Regions from separate parts of the Homo sapiens genome. Here region 2 is linked to region 1. A link is a contact called in ENCODE Hi-C or POLR2A ChIA-PET data. All regions are on one chromosome and are shown on one strand. Each heading gives the region's core, a stretch centred on a gene start or an enhancer-like site at or near the end of the contact. The rest is flanking DNA. Distances are from core to core; before and after follow the strand shown.

Evidence for each region. Hi-C counts contacts between places; a loop is a spot of excess contacts on that map. ChIA-PET counts read pairs that join two places held with the same protein, here RNA polymerase II (POLR2A). Pooled maps may share reads with other maps.
Region 2: a loop to region 1 is called in a map of transverse colon, with 9 times the contacts of the local background. The contact joins two enhancer-like sites. A Hi-C loop is called at or near these places in 3 of 168 maps with a recorded cell type or tissue (mammary epithelial cell, sigmoid colon and transverse colon) and 4 of 50 pooled maps. POLR2A ChIA-PET finds 5 or more read pairs at or near these places in 4 of 52 experiments (BJ, MCF 10A, Panc1 and 1 more).

The regions. Positions count from the first base shown.
Region 1 is chr20:56,783,750-56,791,548 of GRCh38, forward strand. It overlaps the pseudogene RNU6-929P. Among named protein-coding and RNA genes, the nearest start is that of TFAP2C, 160 kb to the left of the region's middle. RefSeq lists enhancers at 4,612-5,371, 5,372-6,130. Within about 2 kb of position 4,687, at least 10 of the 41 ENCODE cell types and tissues checked have a DNase peak (open chromatin) inside an H3K27ac peak, as active enhancers do; they include mammary epithelial cell and transverse colon, where a contact is called at or near this core.
Region 2 is chr20:56,823,401-56,831,199 of GRCh38, forward strand. No RefSeq gene overlaps it. Among named protein-coding and RNA genes, the nearest start is that of TFAP2C, 200 kb to the left of the region's middle. Within about 2 kb of position 3,776, at least 5 of the 41 ENCODE cell types and tissues checked have a DNase peak (open chromatin) inside an H3K27ac peak, as active enhancers do; they include mammary epithelial cell and transverse colon, where a contact is called at or near this core.

The sequences.
Region 1 (7,799 bases), core at 3,437-5,936:
CTTTTGTACATAAGAATTCATAATTTATTGGGTATAGTATTTTACAATATTCCTATCATATTGCCATTTTAAACTGTTTTTTTCTTTATATCAAGAATGTTTTGTCATGACATCTAATATGCAACATCACCTGAAATGACTGCATCGCACTTCATTGTAAACGCAAACCGACAGTTATTTAAACAATTCTCTATTGTTGGATATTTAGGCTGGCTCCAACTTTTTGCTCTTGTAAATAACTGTACAATGGATATCCTGGTATATAAGTCTTTGCACACATCTCTGATTATTTCCTTAGGGTAAATTCCTAGAAGTAAAATTACTGGTGAAATGATTCACACATATTAAGACTTTTGATAAATGCCATCATATTTGCCTAGAAAGTTTATGACAAATAACATTTCCAACAAGAATGTGAGTCTGTCTCCCCAGCCCCTCCTCATCTTCTCCAGTCCTGGGATACATTAACGAAAATGCAGAGGAAAAAAACATAAATAATTCTACCTCCAAAGTAAACCACTGTTAACAATTTGGTGAATATTTCCTCCAGATTTTTTACTGTGTACTTGTACTCATGTATGTGTGTGTGTTTCAGAAATGGAATGATGTATACATATTGATTTGTGACCTGATTTTTATTTTATTTTATTTTACTTTTTTTTAGATGGAGTCTTGCTCTCTTGCCCAGGTGGGAGTGCAGTGGTGCAATCCTGACTTACTGCAACCTCCACCTCCCGGGTTCAAGTGATTCTCGAGTGTCTCAGTCTCCCAAGTTGCTGGGATTACAGGCATGCGCCACCACTCCTGGCTAATTTTTGTATTATCAGTAGAGATGGGGTTTCACCATGTTGGCCAGGCTGGTCTCGAACTCCTGACCTCAAGCGATCTGCCCGTCTTGGCCTCCCAAAGTGTTGTGATTACAGGCGTGAGCCACAGCTCCCAGCCTATTAACCTTTTTTTTTTTTTTTAACTGCATGTTGTCATCATCTTTTATGAAGCATCAGTCACTTCCATGGCTTCATATCATTACAGCAAAGTCTGTACTGGAGAATATTTCACCAGTTCTTTAGTGCTGAGCCTACAGGCTGCTTTCAACATTTCCCATATAAATGATGTGGAAATACATTTCTTTCCTTATACGTAGTTTCTAAATAATTCCTTAGGAATAAAAAAAATGCACATTTTAAAGGACTTTAATATGTATTCCAAAACTCAGAACAGTTGAATCTGTTTCTTTCCTCCAGTTGTGAGGGTACCATTTCTCCATTTGGCTAACACCGTGGGTTACCATTCTTTTCAAATATTGCTACTCTGAAAGAGATACGGAATGATGTCATTACAATTACAATTTCCACCTCCATTGCTTGATTCCTCATGAATCTAAACATTTCTCCTGCATGCATTGCCCACTTTTATTTCCATTTCTGTGATTTGCCTGTCATTTTTCTTTAGCCATTTTTATGACTCTATACGAGCTTTGTCTATTTTAAGAGGCTAAATACTTTGTCATGTAGGTTGGGAATATTTTTCCTCATTGTTTTATGTCTTTTAATTGTATTAGTGATGGTTTTTCGTGTCCAGGAGTTTTAAAAATTAATTATAATGAATACAAGTTGTATTTATTTATTGTATACAACATAATGTTTTGAAATGTGTATACCTGGTAGTGTGGCTAATTCAAGCTCATTAGCATATGCATTACTTCATATACTTATTCTTTGTGGTGAGAACACTTAAAATCTACTCTTTTCCTGATTTTCAAGAATATCTTGTTGGCTGAGCACGGTGGCTTACACCTGTAATCCCAGCACTTTGGGATGCCAAGGCCGGCAGATCATCTGAGGTCAGGAGTTCGAGAGCAGCCTGACCAACATGGTGAAACCCCATCTCTACTAAAAATACAAAATTAGCCGGGTGTGGTGGCACATGCCTGTAATCCCAGCTACTCAGGATGCTAAGGCAGGAGAATCACCTGAACCCAGGAGGTGGAGATTGCAGTGAGCCGAGATCGCGCCATTGCACTCCAGCCTGGGTGGCAGAGGGAAACTGTCTCAAAAAAAAAAAAAAAATCTTGTTATTAACTATAGTCTCCACGTAGTACAACAGATCACTTGAAGTTATTCCTCCTCTCTAACGGAAAATTTGTATCCTTTGACCACCCCCTGGCAATCACCATTCTACCTTCTGCTTCCATGAGTTCACTGTTCCAGGAATTTATTTTTATTATTAAAAAAATTATGGAACGTTTCACAAATTTGCATGTCATCCTTGTGCAGGGGACACGCTAATCTTCTCTGTATCGTTCCAATTTTAGTGTATGTGCTGCCGGAGCGAGCACAGTCCCTGGAATTTTGGATGCTTATGTTGACTCTTCATGTTTTCCCTGGTGGTGTCTGCCTTCATAAGCCTAGAAGGGCCTTCAGGGGAATGGGTTTGAGGGCCCATAGCCACAGCGGGACAGTTGAACGAATATTCAGAGCAAAGCAGATGACACGGAATTTATAGGGCGAATGAGATGGCCTCTGGCTTCACAGAAGCTGTGTCAGTCACTCGGCAATGCAGCCTGGGAGGTGGAGAGCCCTCTGTCTTTTCTTAACTTTTATAAGGGTCTCTGAGCAACTCATTATGTGCAGAAAGAGCCCTGGGTAGAATCCTGGACTCTGGCAGGGCTGCCTACTCACCATGGAGCCTCAGTTTCTTCATTTGTAAAATGAACGAATGAGCCAGGATCGCCTCCTTGGACCCCCTGACTGCTCATGACGTATGGCCTTAAATATGGCTCTAAATGTTACTCCCCATGGAGCCCTTTCTAGGTATCTCAGGCCAGAGTCCTCAAAGGAAAGACATAAAGATTTGACTATATGAACATTAACAATCCCTGGACGTCAAGAAACACCACAAATAAAATTAAAAGACAAAGAACAGACTAGGAACAATGTTTTCAACAATTACGTCATTCAGCCTCCCGACTCAGCCAATGGGTGGATGATTCCTGACTTTCCTCCCCCAGAGGGGTGGGGAAGGTGCAAGGTGACTTGGGAAGACAGCCAGCTTGGGGCACAGGGAAGGTGCTCAGTCGAGGCTTTTCATTTTCTTGAATGAATGAATGAGTGAGTGAATGAATGATGAAATCTGCATCCTAGGTACTGTGTATCTTCCTTTGAATTCTGCCCCATTTATTTTTATTTTTATTTTTATTGTTATTATTATTTTTGAGATGGAGTCTCCCTCTGTCACCCAAGCTGGAGTGTGGTGGCGCAATGTCAGCTCACTGTGACCTCCACCTCCCACGTTCAAGCGATTCTCCTGCCTCAGCCTCTTGAGTAGCCGGGACTACAGGTGTCTGCCACTGAGCCTGGCTAATTTTTGTATTTTTTGTAGAGACGGGGTTTCACCATATTGGCCAGGCTGGTCTTGAACTCTTGACCTCAGGTGATCCACCTGCCTCAGCCTCCCAAAGTGCTGGGATTACAGGCGTGAGCCACAACGACGGCCTATTTTTATTTTTATTTATTTATTTTTTAGATGGAATCTTGCTCTGTCGCCCAGGCTGGAGCGCGGTGGCGCAATCTCGGCTCACTGCAACTTGCACCTTCTGGTTCAAGTGATTCTCCTGCCTCAGGCTCCTGCGTAGCTGGGATTACAGGCGCCACTACCACACCCGGCTAATTTTGTGTATTTTTAGTAGAGACAGGGTTTCACCATGTTGGCCAGGCTGGTCTCGAACTCCTGACCTCAAGTGATCTACCTGCCTCAGCCTCCCAAAGTGCTGGGATTACAGGTGCGAGCCACTGAATTCTGCCCTATTTAAATGAAGAGAAGACAGATCCTCGACCACAAAGAGAAAGTGGTTCGCTTCTGTTGCTTACTGTGGGGTTGGCGCTGTGGAACGTCCCAGCCTCCTCTGAATTCATCTGGAAAACGGGTTTAAAAATTCTTACTTCCCTGCCTCCTGCCTCCTCCCTAGAACGGACGTCAGTTGGGATGAATCAGAGCCTCGGTATTTTGGCTCAGCCGTTGTTTTGGCAATAAGAATGATTAAACAGATAGTTTATTTATTTTACTCTCATCTTCTGTACCCACATCTCTGGAAGAGCTGTGTTCATAGGTGTGGAGACAAGTAAAGAGCTTTCTGACGAGTCAGAAGCTGGTCATGGGAAGGAAATGAGGGCATCTCCTAGGTAAAGGAATTTTTATTTTCTCACTGGATTTCTTCTCACTTTAAACTGGTTCTTTTGTGTTCTTACTTGGCTGGGAATGTCTGGAAGTCAGCACTCCAGCTGCTGAACTCCAGAACTCAGAAAAGATGCACATAAATAGACTTTGGTTGCAGCATGAAATATTGGGTTAGACATCAAGAGGGACTTTCTAGTCAATGAGATTGTGTAGGCAGAGGAAGAAATGGAGGAAAATCATAAAACTTTCTACTCTGTGGGAAAGGTAGTTTTCTGGGAGGCACTCCAGCGCCTTTGGGTGAGACCTTGTGCCACGTTCCCGGAGGCCTGGGTGGCAGCAATGAAAGGAGGAAGTGAATGCAGCCCTGATGGCAGGCTACTGAGGACAACGCAGCACTGCTCTCCCATTTTACAGCTGCAGAAACCGAGGCAAGATCCTGCAACAAATATTTACAGAAGGTGTCTGCATGCCAGCCTTATTCTGAGTTCTGAGGACACCGCAGTGAGGGAGGCAGAGTACTAGCAAACAAGGTCATGAATATGGAATGTGATATTGTGCAATGATGGGGCTGGACAAGGAAGTGAGCGGTAGGGAGGGATGGAAGCTGCTGTTGAAAGAATGGTCAGGGAAGGCCTCTTTGGGGCAGGGTCATGTGAGATGAAATGACTCACCCAGGGTCATTTAGACCCCAGATACAATTGAGTCTGCTTCCCTGGCTCCTAGTCAGGGGTTCCTCCAGGGTGTTTTTGGGCCTAAGTAACAGAAAACCCAACTCAAAAAGGCTTACGCCAAGAAAAAAAAGTTTGTCTAAAAAAATCCAAGGGTAGAACTTGTTTCAGGAATGTCTTGATCCAGGATCTCAAATCACATTGCCAAGCCCTGCCCTCTCTTATGTCTCTGCCTCTTCCACAAGGGTTCTAACTCCCAGGCTCCCTGTGGGAGCAGGAAGGTGACAGTGTTTCCAGGCCCACGGCTCCCAGGTTCAAGCTGGCAAGAAAGAGCTGCTCCATCCTCATCCATTTGAACAAAAATGCTGGGCCTGACTCCCTCAGCCAGGTTTGGGTAACAGACCCGCTTTCTGAACCAATGGGAATAGCTAGGGGGATTTTCTGCATGGACTGGGCAGGCTGTGTCCCAGGCCCATCCTGGAGCCCTGGGCTGTGGGAAGGGAGGGAGCATCCCCAGGTGAAGTTTTGACCCTTGTTAGCAAAGGAGGAAGGATGATTCAGGCCGGCCCCAACCTAGCCATGAAAGTGCTGCCTGGCCCCCTCTCTGTACTGTGTCCACATCCATCATTTCCCCCAGGCTTTATTGAGCACCTGCTGTGTGCGTCCATCTCTGTTTCCCAGAGCTTAGACTTCAAGGTATAGGAATTGTTTTGTTTTCATTTTTTTTTATAATCCTCCAAGATCTTCCAGTCTACTTGAAGAAACAAAAGCCACATCCTGTTTTTTATCCTGTCTTTTTGTGGCTTGCTCATGGCATGAATTTTCTAGCTGTCAACAAAGGGAGGGGCGCTTTTGGGCTGGAGGAGTCAAGAGGCCTTCAGGAAAAAGGAGGGCTTTTGATACATTTTCTTTCTTTCCTTCCTTTCTTTCCTTCCTTCCTTTCTTTCTTTTCTTTCTTCTTTCTTCTTTCTTTCTTTTTTTTTTTTTTGAGACAGAGTCTTTCACTGTTACCTGGGCTGGAATGCAGTGGCCTGATCTCAGCTCACTGCAAACTTTGCCTTCTGGGTTCAAGTGATTCTCCTGCATCAGCCTCCCCAGTAGCTGGGATTACAGGTGTCTGCCACCACATCCAGCTAATTTTTTGTATTTTTAGTAGAGATGGGGTTTCACCATGTTGGCCAGGCTGGTCTCGAACTCCTGACCTCGTGATTTGCCCGCCTTGGCCTCCCAAAGTGTTGGGATTACAGGCGTGAGCCGCCACGCCTGGCCCAGTGCATTTTCAAGGGTGGCTTATATCAGGAGAAGGTTGACAGAGGCTAGAACTTGATAGTGCATGCAGGCTATGGTGAGCGGGACACACACCGTGTGATTATGACTTTTTGGGATGTGTGGTTAAAATGTGTGTAGTTCTTGAACCACTGAGGTTTATAAGATTATAAGGCAGGACACAGGCACATGTTTATCTTAGTAGTCAGGTATTTATTCCAAGTTTATGTTAGAAGCAACTATGTTATTAACTTATCAGACCTGGATAACATTGTTCAGGATGAAACTAAAATTAACAAAAAATAAAAGTGGCAGGGAGTCCATTTAAACAAATATCATACATATAGGTGGTAGCAGACATGGCAAAAATGTTGTTATGAGAATGAGTAAGGCTGGGCGCAGTTGCTCACGGCTGTAATCTCAGCACTTTGGGAGGTCAAGACGGGCGGATTGCTTAAGGTCAGGAGTTCGAGACCAGCCTGGCCAACATGGTGAAACCCCATCTCTACTAAAAATACAAACATTAGCCAGGCATGGTGGCGCATGCCTGTAATCTCAGCTACTCGGGAGGTTGAGGCAGGAGAATCACTTGAACCCAGGAGGCGGAGGTTGCAGTGAACAGCGGTCCCGACCCTGCACTCCAGCCTTGGTGACAGAGCAAGACTCCATCTCAAAAAAAAAAAAAAAAAAAAGTAAGTTTTGGGAAATGCTGGTCTAGCCCTCAGATTCTGGAAGCAGAAAGACATGGATTCAAATCTCAGACCCACCCCACATGTACAGTGAAGCTTTGGGCCAGCTGCTTCACCTTTCTAGCCCTCAGTTTTCTGACCAGTAAAATGGGGCTGAGAATGGGATAGGAGCAGTCTCACGGGAGATGTTCAGGAATCTCTGAGATGTGGTTATGTGAAATGCCTCTTCTCCAAGGGGACATTCAGTAAGTTAACTCTCCATAATCTGGATTATTTTTCCCAGGAAAGAAAGAAAAAAAAAAAAGGCCGTCCAGCTACATGTGCAGGAAGTGCAAGGGCCAGAGGTGGGAAGGAATGTGGCAGGTTAGGGAGACTGCTGCAGTGGGGTGGGGTGGTCCCTGCAGGAGAGAGCAGGGATGGTGTTGTGTCAGGGAGGAGAGGATTTGCAATTTTACAGGAAACCTATGGAGTAAATAAGCCTCCTCTGGGACTACATGTGGTACCTTGGAGGACGGGCTTACCTGTTTCACCCAAATCTCTTTTTGCTCCCAGCAGACCTCTGAGCGCCACTGTCCACCGCAGCCTGGGGCTGGGCTCATCTCTCCCCCATCCAGAGCTTTCTGTGCAGACAGATTCTGGTGAACCTGGGTTGGGCTCCATAGATTTAATCTATGTTGTTTATCTTTTAAACACCATTAACCACAAATTAGCTGATTCTTTTGTGGCTATAAATTAATAGATTCCATTAGTGAACAGCAAATTACAGGATGATTACTTTTCCTCCCTGAACTTGGAGCTTTTTTTTATAGCTTTTTGAGAGGGTTTGGTTCTGTCCTCTTCCTGCTGCCGCTTTCCTATCTAGGTTCTTTGTTCATTGGACCAAATCTTCTGAATGGCCCGGGAGGCTGAGAGTGGGTGACATGGACTATCTTTGTAATGAGGTTATAAGCCTGTTCGCTTTGCAGAAGCAAAACTGACTGGAGGTTTGTTTTCAAGAGAA
Region 2 (7,799 bases), core at 2,526-5,025, 39 kb after region 1:
GAACCAGGGATGCTGGGCGCGGTGGCTCACGCCTGTAATCCCAGCACTTTGGGAGGCCAAGACAGCCGGATCACCTGAGGTCAGGAGTTCGAGACCAGCCTGACCAACATGGAGAAACCTCATCTCTATTAAAAATACAAAATTAGCCAGACGTGGTGGCACATGTCTGTAATCCCAGTTACTCAGGAGGCTGAGGCAGGAGAATCACTTGAACCCAGGAGGCGGAGGTTGCAGTGAGCCGAGATCGCACCATTGCACTCCAGCCTGGGCAACAAGAGTGAAACTCCATTTGAAAAAGAAAAAAAAAAAAAAAAAAAGAACCAGGGAAATCTGAATAAGGTACAGCTTTAGTGAATAATGATATATCAATATTGGTTCATTAGTTATAGTAAACGTGCCATACTGATGGAAGTTGTTAATAATAGGAGACATTGAGTGTGGAGTACATGGGAACTCCCGGTACTATCTTTGTAATTTTTCTGTAAATCCAAAACTGATCTAAAAATTATAATTTAGCCAGGCGCCTGTAATTCCAGCACTTCGGGAGGCTGAGGCAGGAGGACTGCTTGAGGCCAGGAATCTGAGACCAGCCTGAGCAACATAACAAGACCCTGTCTCCACAAAAAGTAAAATTAAAAAATAATTAGCCTAGTATGGTGGGGCACACCTGTAGTCCCAGCTACTTGGGAGGCTGAGGTGGGAGGATTGCCTGAGGCAGGGAGGTCGAGGCTGCAGTGAGCTGTGATTGCACCACTGCACTCCAGCCTGGGAGACAGAGGAAGACCCCAACTCTTTAAAAATATGTGTATAAATAAAAAAATTAGAATTACAATCTATTTTTCAAATGAGGTAGAGTCTACGGATGGATGTGAGGGTTGTTCAAGATGTATGATTGAATGAAAACAGTGATCTCACTTTTGTAAAACAAAGTTGTGTGTGTGTTTCTTTAAGTACAGACAGGGTCTGAAAAGATGCCCTTTGCATCATAAGAGTTACCTTGGGTGTTTGCAGTGAAAACAAGACCTGGGAGGGGAAATAAGTATTGGGAGGGGATCTTCTACACTACTAGTCAATGTTGAGTTTTTTCTATGCATGTGCAAGGCTTTTACAATATCTATTTTCAATAACTATATTTCAAACACATAGACACACGTGGTGAAAAAGCAACCCCATGATGTGCTGGGGGAAGGTAGAGGAAGTCCAGTTGTCTGCTTCAGAATCATTTTGCCTAAATAGGTACCATATTCATCTCCCTTGATTCATAATTCAGAGGCAACAGCATGGAAGAACTAGAATACTCTCAGGTTTCTGGGCACATAAAAATGGCATTATTTCTAGAAAGTCTGATTTTGTTTTTTTGTTTTGTTTTTTTTTTCCTTGTTTGTTTGTTTTTGTTTTGAGACAGAGTCTCACTTTGTTGCCCAGGCTGGAGTGCAGTGGCATGGTCTCAGCTCACTGCAGCCTCTGCCTCTGGGGATCAATGATTCTTCTGCCTCAGCCTCCTGAGTAGCTGGGACTACAGGCGTGCACCACCACGCCCAGCTAATTTTTGTATTTTTAGTAGAGACGGGGTTTTACCATGTTGGCCAGGCTGGTTTCGAACTTCTGGCTTCAAGCGATCCACCCACCTCAGTCTCCCAAAGTGCTGGGATTACAGGCATGAGCCACTGTGCCCAGCCTTAGAAAGTCTCATTTGACCAGCATCTGTGGATGCTGTCACTATGCAGCCATCCAATGGCTTGCTTTGGAGTGGCTGCCATTTACCAAACACTCCCTCCGTGGCCAACCCAGAGAGGGGCCCACACACGCCCTCCCTTAGTCCTCAAAATGATGTTCAAGGTAAATTTTGTCACCACTACTTTTTTACATGAGAGACCCAGGGAAAGTTACTTGTTACCCAGCCAGTAAGGGAAGGTCTGGGCTCCATTCAGAGCTGTCCAACTCGGGGGCCCAAGCCTTGAACCACTCGCTCCTGATCCTCAGGGTAGAAGCCATTACAAAGGGAACTGCTCGCCTGAACATGAAGTCCTCCTCTGCTAGAGACACACATTGTCACACAGATACTTCCAGTCCCACAGCTTTCTCCCAGATGAGGTCCCTGTTCAACAAGATGGTTCCAATGAGCTTGACTCTCCTCTGCCATTGTTTATATTTCTGGTGGAATATTTTGGCCCTATAACCAGGTGCACATGGAATTTTAGTAACAATCAAAATGTCCAAGGGTTCATGAGACTCAGCATGTGCTTGGCTAAGATGGGCTGTATGGAAAGTATATGTTCGCCAACAGGATTTACATTTTACTTATTTATTTTTCCTGAAATCTCATCAAAATAAAAATCAACCAGGTTGCCCCGAGGCCCTCACTGATGTGTGGGAGGTACACTGAATGTAATTCACAGCTGGGGGACAAAGAGCAGCACAATGGCACTTTGTGGCAGAGCGGGGCTAGGTGGGGTGCATGGACCATTCTCAGGAAGGCAGGGGGCCTTTCTCTCCTCCAACCCAGATGGCCTCTGGAGAGAAGAGCAAGTGTCCAAGAGACAGCGGATTGGAGCAGACCGACTGTCAAGTGGAGTCAGGCAAATCTTGTGGGATCCATGTTTCATGCCTCCCTTAAATTTTGACCTAGGCTGGGTGCAGCGGCTCACACTTGTAGTCCTAGCTACTCGAGAGGCTGAGGCAGGAGGTCACTTGAGCCCAGGAGGTCAAGGCTGCAGAGAGCTGTGATCGCACCACTGCACACCAGCCTGGGCAACAGAGCAAGATCCCATTTCTAAAAAATAAAAATAAAAAATTTTACCTTTAATTTCCACAGCTTATGCCAAGTATTTCACTTTCATATGTATCTGTCCCCAGATACCGTCAGACTCACCGTGCACCCAAGACAAACCATGAGTGGGACCACGTTTTTTCTTAAATCCCCCCTGACATGTCAGCTGGTCACATGGTCTTCAGCTGAGAATGCCCTTCCTTTAGACTTGTCATATGGCACGGAGATTCTGCACCTTGATTCTCTCCCACCAAAGTGCTTTTGATGAGGGAGCTCAGAGTGTATTCTTGGATGAGAAGGTCTGCTTCCAATTGGGAGTGGAGAGCTTTGCCTCCTATCCGGTGCCTTCTCCTTCCTGGGTATGTAGAAAATGTCACATGATTCCAGTGCAAGGAACTGGAAGCTGATTTCCTCGGCTGCCCTCACTGACAAAAACCTAAGTGTCCGTTCAACACATTTCTGGGAGGTGTTTTCATTTTTTTGCTTTTTTCTTCTTCCATTTTTATTGTTGAGTTTCATCTGGTGCAAAGATTTCCACTAGAGAAGTGATTTGGAGTATTGCGGCATTTCCTTTCTTAATTAATCCCAACTGGGGCTTTGTCTACAGAAAGCATCTGAGGTTGATGGCTTCATCACTGTGCAGCGGGCTCTTCCTGCTGCATTTGTAAACACCAGCCGGGCCACAGTGCTCCGGCCCCGGTTCTGGTTTGAATTAAAGCCCCGGCTCAGGGAGCAACCCAGCTATGCTTTCCTGTAAGCTCTGTCAGTTTTCCAAAGCTTGTTAACACGCTCATATAAAAGGAAATAGGACGAACTTCAAGGAATTTACAACTGGTCTTAAACTTCAAAGACGAAAGCTACATCTATGCAACATGTGCACACAAAACCAGTATGTCCCTCCATCCCCTCTCTCCCCAGATACAACCTAACCAGCACAAAACAAAACAGAATCCAAACTCATAAAAGTTTGCTTAGCAAATCAGGGATGGCTCTGTGGGTTTGAAACCTTGTGTCACAGCCCCAGTTACAACACGAGGCTTTTGTGCATTGTGAAACACCAGGCAAAATTAGTAAGTCTGATGGAAGACATGATAAATAGTTCTCCAGCCCTTGAGAGAGTGATACTCACCAGCCCAGCCTAAAAGATCGGCTCCCTTGTTCTTCCCCAAAGCAAAGCTGGCCAGGTGGGTTCGTCTGGAAGGGAGGGCCCGACCATCCTCATCCTCCTCACCTGCCGCCTGCCCCCGCCCGCCCGGCCTGGGACAAGGCTGAGCATATCCACTGCCTGGTGCTGACACAGGGGCTTGTGATGAGCCCAGGAGGGAGAGGTCGGGGCACGTTCCTCAGCAGAGGGTGATTCATTTCAGAGCCGTCTCTTGGAGATGTCGACAACAAATAGAAAGGCACAACTTTTAAAATTCCCTTTGAATGTTCTCCTTTCTCCAGTGAGTATCAGCAGATCCGATTTATCTCAGCCTGCCTGGGTGTGGATGCCTAAGCCCAGTTCAAAGATTCTCGTTAGCTTCCTTTGAGCGTTTCCAAATTGAAACCCAAATAATTCAACTGAAGGCCCCATTCATGATGCGGCGGGGGTTTGCTCAGCGCCTCATGAATTGTTGCATGCACACAGCAAACGCAAGGCCACCGGCGTGGGGCTGCTTTGCCCGTTGCCTTTCTGTCTTCCATGCTAGAGCTATACATGGTGATCGTAGCACTTACGGGCAACAGTGACAACTGGAGCAGGAGAATTCTCTGCTGCGGGGGCCGCCCTGTGCAGAGCAGGATGTGTAGCAACGTCCTCAATGCCAGGGGCACCCTCCCCTCCCCAACTTGGGACAATAGAAAACGTTTCCAGATATTGCTGAATATCCCCCGCGAGTAGAGTTGAATGACGAAATACAGATGCTCAGTTACATTTGAATTTCAGATAAACAACAAATACTTTTCTTCTGTCTTGTATCTTACATACTTTGGAGCACACTTATAGTAAGACAGGATTTGGTGTTTATGTGAAATTCAAATTCAACTGGTCACCCTGTATTGTTATTTGCTAAATGTGGCAATTCTACTGCAAAAGACATAGGAGAGCCACTGACTTAGGAGAAACAACAAGTCTAGTTTCTGGTCCACCCCATTCTTGGCCGTTTAAATTCCTCAAGCTTTCTTTCTTCAGTGTAAAATGGGATCATGATGTCTGTCCCCTTTCATCAATAAAAGGATCCAATGAGAGTGAGCTGCCACTGTGCAGGTGAATGCCCGAGTCCGTCAGTCCCTGCCCTGTCCAAGCCCGAGCCTCTCGGGGGGTCGCTCGCTCCTTCCCATTTGGACTCCAGTGTGGGAGGTGGGTGGGGGCCGCACCCTTGGCTCTTGACCAATCAGAGAATCATATTTCTCTAGAGACAGGGATTGGCTGAGGGAGGCCATGTGACCTGAGCAGAGCCAATGAGAGACAATGTGGCTTTTGCTGGGACTTTAAGAGAGAGGCTCCTGTCCTGATCCCCGCAACTGAGCCTGGAAGCTGTAAGATCAGAGCGGCTGCCACCCAGCCAAGCACAGCTGAGACAGGGTTGATTTTTGATGGAGCTGTACCCAAAGCCATCTCCTCCTCTGGACTTTTCTGTGCCTAAACCAATGCATTCTCTCTTTACCCAAATCGGTTGGAGTTGGGGGTCTATGCCACACAAGGCACAAGCAGCCCAGCTGATTCACGTGTGAGATGGTTTCCCCACGCCTTGCCCACTCTAAGTGTTCAGTAAACGTTGAGTAGGATTGTAACATTCTGCTGCTGTTATTTCTTCAATGGAACTACAATGTCTTCAGGTTCAGAGGCCACATCTTCCCTCACATTGGTTTCCTCGTGGGTAAACCAGACGCCTGGGGAGCTGGAATCAGAACGACTAAATAAAGGGGTGGATGGGCGGCTATACAGAAGGAAAGACGCATGGGCAAATTGACAAAGGGCATTATGGGATGCAAAAAAAAACAAGCAAGACCCTCCTCCTTGAGAAGCTCTTCATGAACGATCACTGCAGTGATTCCCCCTTTTCTGCATCCAGCCACCTTTGCACGGTGACTAATTCCAAGCTGGGTACCCCCAAACCCAGCTCCCACCTCAGGGCGTTTACCCTTTCTGGAACACCCTCTCCAAGTTCTGCTTGTGGCTCGTTCCTTGCTATTCAGATCCACATTCCCATGCCACCTCTTCCAGGAGGCCCTCCCTCATCGTCCCAGCAGCTGCCCTTCCTATCATGCTCCCATGCTTTATTTCACTTGGGGCTACTATCACCATCCACAGTGACCTGCCCACTTGCTAACCCTGCCACCGTGTGAGCGCCATAGAGACAGGATCTTAATCCTCACTCACTGCCATGTCCTCAGCCCCTAGATTGAGCACATAGTAGATGCTCAATAAATATTTGTCGAATGAATGAGTTATTTACACATCTGGCTTCCGTCCCTGGAGGGCAGGCACCTTGTCTTACCTGTTTTGAACCCCCAGGTTTCTACTCAATGCAAATAAGGCATCAAATAAGACCTTAGTACATGAGTGTTGAATGAATGAATAATATTTAAGATGATGTTAGTTTCTGAAGAACCCAAAGCAACAGAAAGCTCAGTGTGGGGCTGCATCTCTCAGCCTCCTCAGGGCATCTGCCACTGCTGAAGTGACCTCCTGTCTCAGCAGCATCGGCGGCAGGATTACAGGGCAGGGTCGGAGCCTCAGGTCTGCTGTTGACATTGTGATTAAGGCGGGGAACACACCAGGGCCTCCCTCATAGGGCGGAATGAGCGTTAACTGGAGCAAAGCAGGTAACACGCTTAGAACTGTCCTATCATGCCTGCCACAGAGAGGCGTGATAGGTTTCCATTTCTCCACACATCCCTGCATCCATCCTCCTTTCGCTCCAGAGGAGGAAGCTTCCTCCACGAAGGAAGGTACCCGTCCAAGGTCACACAGCCAGTGAGAATTTTCTCAGCACATCCAAGAGGTGACCCGCCCCCCGCCCCTTGCCTGACACCTCCCTCCCCACCCCCACACCTTCCGGTTTCCACCCCGGGCTCATTTGTCTGCAGTTAAATCCTCAGGGACTTTTTTCTTTCCCCCAGGGTGGGCACATTTTATTTTAAACAGAAAAAAATGACAAAGTCGCTCATAAATCGAGCTGTTTTTCACACTGTCCTGTCTCTGACAGGCTGTTAGAAAAGTTGGGAGGAGAGGTGCTACTGTTATACTTTTGTTATTCGGTGCTAATTAGAAGAGAGCTGAGCGCTGGGATGGAGAACAGTTTCCAAAGAGGCACTTATTGTTCCCATTCGAATGAAAACGCCTTCAGATTAAAAAACCTCTCTCATTCCTGGGTGCTGCATTTCCAGCAAAATACTTTGTTTTGTTCTTAAAATTACCTGGTCGATAGAATACCATAGACATATTAAAATGTGTTAGAAAATAATCTTCTAAACATTCCTGTTAGAGTACTTAAAGGTATCTGACTGCTTCTTCTATAGCAATTGTAATGAAGATGCAGAGGGAACGTGTGTTTGATCTACGGAAAGACACATCTGTGTCCACAGACTGAGCAGAAGAGGTAGAGGGGAGTCTCCTCCTTTGTGTGGGGAGACAGGGTGCTAGGAGGAAAGAGCTTTAGCTGAGAAGCCTGAAAAGGGAAAGGGGGGTGCCGGGTGCCATGGCCCACACCTGTAATCCCAGCACTTTGGGAGGCCAAGGTGGGCAGATTATGACGTGAGGAGTTCGAGACCAGCCTGACCAACATGGCAAAACCCCATCTCTACTAAAGATACAAAATTAGCTGGGCGTGGTGGAGCACGGCTGTGATCCCAGCTACTTGGGAGGCTGAGGCAGGAGAATCGCTTGAAGTCGGGAGGTGGAGGTTGCAGTGAGCCAAGATCATGACACCGCACTCCAGTCTGAGCGACAAGAGTGAAACTCCATCTGAAAAAACAAAAAGGCGGGGGATGCAACGGACATTTTTTTCCTCCAAAGTCCACTGTGTGTGCCTGTTGCCCTGTC